2 separate regions of the Homo sapiens genome follow, and region 1 is linked to region 2. Evidence: chromatin contacts called from ENCODE Hi-C data. All regions are on one chromosome and are shown on one strand. The core of a region is the stretch at or near the end of the contact, and the rest is flanking DNA. Distances in the headings are between cores, read along the strand shown.

What was found. A loop is a pair of places that touch in the nucleus more often than their neighbours do. Pooled maps may share reads with other maps.
Region 1: a loop to region 2 is called in a map of naive thymus-derived CD4-positive, alpha-beta T cell, with 12 times the contacts of the local background. The contact joins the enhancer-like site here to the promoter of SMARCA2 in region 2. A Hi-C loop is called at or near these places in 1 of 168 maps with a recorded cell type or tissue (naive thymus-derived CD4-positive, alpha-beta T cell), 1 of 37 single-sample maps with no recorded cell type and 9 of 50 pooled maps.

What each region holds. Positions count from the first base shown.
Region 1 is chr9:7,975,214-7,977,913 of GRCh38, reverse strand. No RefSeq gene overlaps it. Among named protein-coding and RNA genes, the nearest start is that of DMAC1, 180 kb to the right of the region's middle. RefSeq lists an enhancer at 1,054-1,163. Within about 2 kb of position 1,398, at least 8 of the 41 ENCODE cell types and tissues checked have a DNase peak (open chromatin) inside an H3K27ac peak, as active enhancers do.
Region 2 is chr9:2,013,927-2,016,659 of GRCh38, reverse strand. SMARCA2 (SWI/SNF related BAF chromatin remodeling complex subunit ATPase 2) reads right to left here and starts at 1,313. Exons shown (of 34, transcript NM_003070.5): 1 at 1,256-1,313. RefSeq lists silencers at 1-123, 1,264-1,603 and enhancers at 311-867, 1,654-1,703, 1,764-1,813.

The sequences.
Region 1 (2,700 bases), core at 149-2,648, 6.0 Mb before region 2:
GCGGGGTATAGATGCTCAGCTGACATGATCCTTGAGGTGTACTAAGTGAGACATCCTCTCACAGGCTGATCCTGGCATCGTCTCTTTTATTCCAATCTGGGCTCCTCTTTCTTAGCAGTCTAGTCCTTCCTGAGATTATCAATAAAGCAAAGGTGATAACAGCATTGCGATCCTATCTCTACCTTCTAATCTTTTCCTCACTCATACTAACTTATCTCTTCCAGTCCCTCTTTCTGTTTCAAAATGAAATGTGAAACCTCTATGTATTAAACAATGAAACAAGAAAAACCCACAATCAGCTCTCCATACTAAATTATACAGCAAAGGGGCTGATTTAGGAAAGTCTTCCTTGAGTAGGTTAGTTTAACTTTACTCTGATCCAATCTTCAGGAATGTCATTGGCTAAAGAAGTCATTTTAGTCATGGTGCAATCTTATTCCAGACCTAATCCCCACCCAGTGGGATAAGTCAGTTCCTTTTGCCTCATAACATTCTTACTTCATCAAACTAAAATATTTTCTATCCACTTTCGTATACTTATTTTGGAAAGCAATTGAAGCAGAATAGGCACATACCTTCTATATGTTCCTGAAACATGATTGAGTGCTAACAGTTTCAACATTGGGAAGGCAATGTTCCACTTCCTGGAGTGGATACTCAGATTGTCTAGAGGTCAAGCACTGTTTCCTAATCAGGAGACTGTTATGGAAGGAGGGTGGGGGGCATTAACTGAGCCTTGGGCTTCCTCACAGATCAACAGGTGAATCCTGAGCATCCCGTAGAGTCTGGTGTGAGGATACAGCAATGACTAAGACAAGCCTCTTGCTTCAAGGAGCTCATAGACTATCAGAGGAGACACACACTCTTTCTCAATATGTTACTGACTGTAATAGAGTCTACGCAACATGAAAAAACACACACAGGATTGGCTGCATAATTTGCAGGGTCCAGGGCAGAATGAACATATGGGTTTCCTTTTTCATAAATTGTTAAGAATTTTAAAATGTGTTAAATCAAATGCAGGGCCCTTGGGTTACACAAGCATGAAGCAAGCCCTGCATACATAGAAGAGGTAATGGGATCAGGGTATGGGACACTGAAAAGGCTTCAAAAGAAACTTAAAGTGAATGTGGTTCTTGTAGGATGACTAGGAGTTGGCACATGAAGAAGTGGGGAAGGACATTCTGAGCAAGAAAAGAGAGCCTACACAGTAAGAAAGCAGGGTATGTGAGAGCAGGTTGTCAGTCTATGAGGATGACAAAGTGTGTGGCCAGTGTGTAGTGTCTTAGACTGAAGGAGGCCAGGTGACATATCTACAGAAGGAAGTTGAGGTCAGGGTGTCAGAGGCTTAGTGAAATGAAACCACAAAAGAACAAGGCCAACCGTAGTTTAATGATAGTTTCACCACTTCCTGCCTGTGAGCTCATGGGTAAATGACAATATCCCTGAGCTTCAGCTTTTTTTATCTGAAAATTGGGGCATTCTAGTCTTGGCTCAGCCTTTAGCCCACAGCTAATGAAGCTGTGAGACCTTAAATAAGTCACTTTCCCTCTCTGAGCCTCACTTTCTTCAAATGTAAAATGAGAGACAAGGGCTAGATGAGTGGTTTCAAACTGGGCTCTGAGAAAGTGCCTTAGAGGATATGGAGGGGATGGGTGACGACAAGACGAAAGGCCAGCAGATTTCAGCCCTTCTTGCCATCACGCTTACACTAGAGCAACTTCATTTTTATCAGTGTTATATGGGTATGTGTGTGAATATATGTTTATATCAATACATGAACATATGTACATGTATATATGTATATATGATATGTATTACATATAATATATGCTATGTGTATTATAGTATGTATTTATGTGCATATACATGTTATGTTATATGACAAATATATGCTATATTGTAATGTGTATATTACAACACATAAGTACTATGTACATATTTATGCAGAAAAGTGTCTGAATTTTCACATCTGTAAAAATAAGGATATTAATAATCCCTAATTTGTAGGATACTATAAAGATTAAACATCTAAAATACATGTAATATACTTTAAAAAGTGCCAGGCACAGAGTAAGCATTGCTAATTCTTAGCTCTTACTTTTTTTGAGCCAGAAGTTAACCAAGAAGGCAGTCCCTACCTTCCCTAGGTATGGGGAAGACAGCAGTGAACAAAAGACACACACTTTGTGGGTGTGTGGGTGCTCAATGTATTTGCTGAATATATGAATGGACAGGGTCTTCGACTCCTTTGCACTAGTTTCTAGGCTAAGGTTTTTGATACAAAAATAAACAAAACAAACATGGGTACGGCCCTTGTGGGTATTACGCATATAAACTCACAAGTGAGGATCAACTGGAATTGTTGCTAAGTGCTTTACTAGAATTGCAGATTACATCTAGTTTGAAGAAATAGTTTCCACCCTGCTAACAGTTTAACCTGCTCCAGGAACGAATGTTCCTAGCTCCCCAACAAAGTTGTAAATTGTCACATTTTTCTAATATGCGGGGAGCTAGGCAGAGACTGTGGGAATGAGAGATGCCTCATTAGGTAGCAGGATCAACTTTGCTAAGTCTTTGGGCAACTGGAAATAAAAAGTAAGAATGCTTCATTTCTGTGTAAATCACTTTTCCCTAATAGGCTATACTGTCTATATTTATTCTATGGCCACTGTGGGAAGTGAAGGAGGAAAAAGAGAT
Region 2 (2,733 bases), core at 64-2,563:
CAGCCCTTCCCCTTCCCGGGCGAACCACACCGCCGCTGCCCGGTGGTGCGCGGGTCCTGTTTGTGACAGTCAGGCAGACAGGATTATCCGGATCATGGCCTCCCGGGCCCGCAGCCGCCGCCGTGGCTCTCCTGGGTCCCGGCGCGCCCCTAGCACCCGGACGATCGCAGGCGCCCCACGCCCGCAGCTCCCGCGGCGCAAGCAAGGGGAAGACGCGAAGCAAAAGAACACGGACCCGGGGAGAGGGAGGGCAGGGTAACGGAGGCTGGCGGGCACCTCCGACCTCCTTGGGGGCCTCCTCCCTTCCCTCCAGCAGTGCGGCCCGGGCCGGACATCCCGAACTTTAACACCCGAGCCTGCGCTGCCGCCAGGTACCAGAGGCAGGGACGTCCGCAGCGCCCGGGGCGCAGCCCCCTGGCAGCCCCTTTGCCTAAAGGCCTGCCTACCAATCAGCCTCCCCATCCACGCCGGAGGAAACGCGGAAAGTGGAGGTGACACCTCCGATCAGGCACGCACCGGCCCCGCGGCAGTGGCCGCTACCTCCTTCGCGCGTCAGCTCAGGCTTCTCCCGCTGCGATCCGCTCACGTCTCCGCAGCCGGAGCCCTTTGAACAAGTCCCTGGGAAGCGGGTGGCAACAGCGTCCGTTGGCGCCCCGCCGCCAGCCTGGGCTCCCCGCCCTCCTTTCCCGTTCCCCTTCCAACTCTTCCGGGGAGGGTTGCCCGGGATGAACAGTAGCGTTTCCATCCTCCTCCCCTGTCCCCCAGGCCTTCCCCCTCCTGCGGCCACCCCCCTCCCCGCCGCCTCACTTTTAAGGGGATGGGGGGATTGCAACCTGGCCCAATGTGTGTGTTGCAACCTTGAGTTGGCAGCGCCTCTGACTGCCCACTCAGGATCAAGGCTGTGGCTTGTTGGGATTTTTTTCCTCCTTTGCCCCCTTGAAGTAGTAATTATTACTGTTATTATTAGAACAGCAAGGTTCGGTTGAAACTTTCTCGTTTCTTCCACCGCCGCCTGGGAGCTGTCGTTAGAGCATTCCACCTGAGGCCCGCGGGGAGGAGGCGGGCTTTTTTTTGTCGCGGCGGTTGGCCCGCCTGTTTGTTTTGGTCTCCTTGCATGCACAATAAATAATAATTAGGATAATAATGGATAATCCCGGGCGAAGGCGGCGTGGTGCCGGAGGGGTCTGAGCGGCGGCTGCAGCGGGGCGGCCGAAGGGAGGGGAAAGAGGAGAAAAGAGTTGTAAGTTATATTTACCTTGCTCGCGAGGAGTGTGCTGGCTGAATCTCTTCCCTCTCTGAGTCACCCAGAGTACAGAAACAGAGGGAGAGAGGACTAGATTATGAATATGACTTCATTGATGACAGCCGTCCCCTCCTCTTCCTAAACTCGGGCTCCGCCCAGCGTCCCACCCTCGCCTCCTCCGCGGGCGCCGGAAGACGCGCCGCAGTTGGCCCCGCGCGCCGCTCCTCCCTGCCCGTCCGGGCGCGGGTTGGCGGGACGCGCCTGTCACTCGCTCAGCTCAGCGACTCCGGGAGCGCGGGGGGAGGAGGGGGCGGTGTGCAAGAATGTGGATCTAGACAGCTCTACTGTATGCGTGGATCCGTGTGTGACTGCAAGGCGCCGGCTCTCGGGCCGCGTTTGTGCCTGGAGCAGAGAAACTGCGCGGGATGCAGAAAGCCCCAAGCCCTGCTGGAGCTGGGCGCCCGCTGTCCCTTCCCTGGCAGTCCTCTTCCTCGGGCGCCGCGGGGCTCCTCCAGGGAGACTGCGGAAGGGGAGGAGGCGAAGCGAAAACGGAGGGCAGCCGTAGTAATAGCGCGTAGTAGTTCGGGGGTATGTGGAGAAGGTGCTGGAATTTAACTGTGCCTCCGCCTGCCAGTGCGAGCCTGCAGAGAGAGAGGGAGGGGACGGGGGACGGGCTCCGAGTGGCACCAAAGCTGTTTGTGGCACAGTGTGGACTGTGGAAAAAACGGGCATTGTCGTGCCGGCTGAAACTTTTTCTCCCCCTTCCCTAAGGCTGTCATTATAAATCTGCCCCCTATTCCAGGTAAAAAAATAAAAAATAGAAAAGGGAGGCGGGCACAAAGAACGTTCCTGCCAAATCTGTCTCTTCCCTGAAGGACTGCAAGCTTCCAAATGCCAACGAGGGAGAAACAGCTGAGAGGCTGAACGCCTTATAAATAAGTAAACCCACCCTAACCTCTCTGTTTACTTCGTGGACTAGGTACAGCACTATAACCTTCCCTCACCTGCCATCTTCGCTAAAATATATACAAAAATATGGAAAAACAAACCCTGGGGGCGGGGCTGGCGGGTTAGGGGGCGGCTGAAGCATGGAATCTGGTTTTGATTTAAAAAGGGGAATAAATCTCTTATTTTCTACAGACCGTAGTCTCTTCCCTCTCACCCCGCATTTGAGACCAATTAAGGCTGCAAATTGTAATTTGCTGGCAAGTCGCGGTTTTGAGACCTCTTTGCTCCAATTTTCCTTGAAATACAGTACTTTGGCCGGACCAATAGGTCGGTGTTTGGTGAGACAATTTTATTTTTAGTTTTATGAAGTGTGAAAGAATGTTAGGAGACTTTAAATCAGGGGCCTATTATTTTAGACTCAGATTAATGTAGATGCTTGACTCTTAAAACTGTTCCTATGCAGTAGTGTTATGAAAAGTATGATTTATCCCTTATTTCGTAATGTAATGGCTTAAATTAGTCATTCAAAGTGCACTGTGACT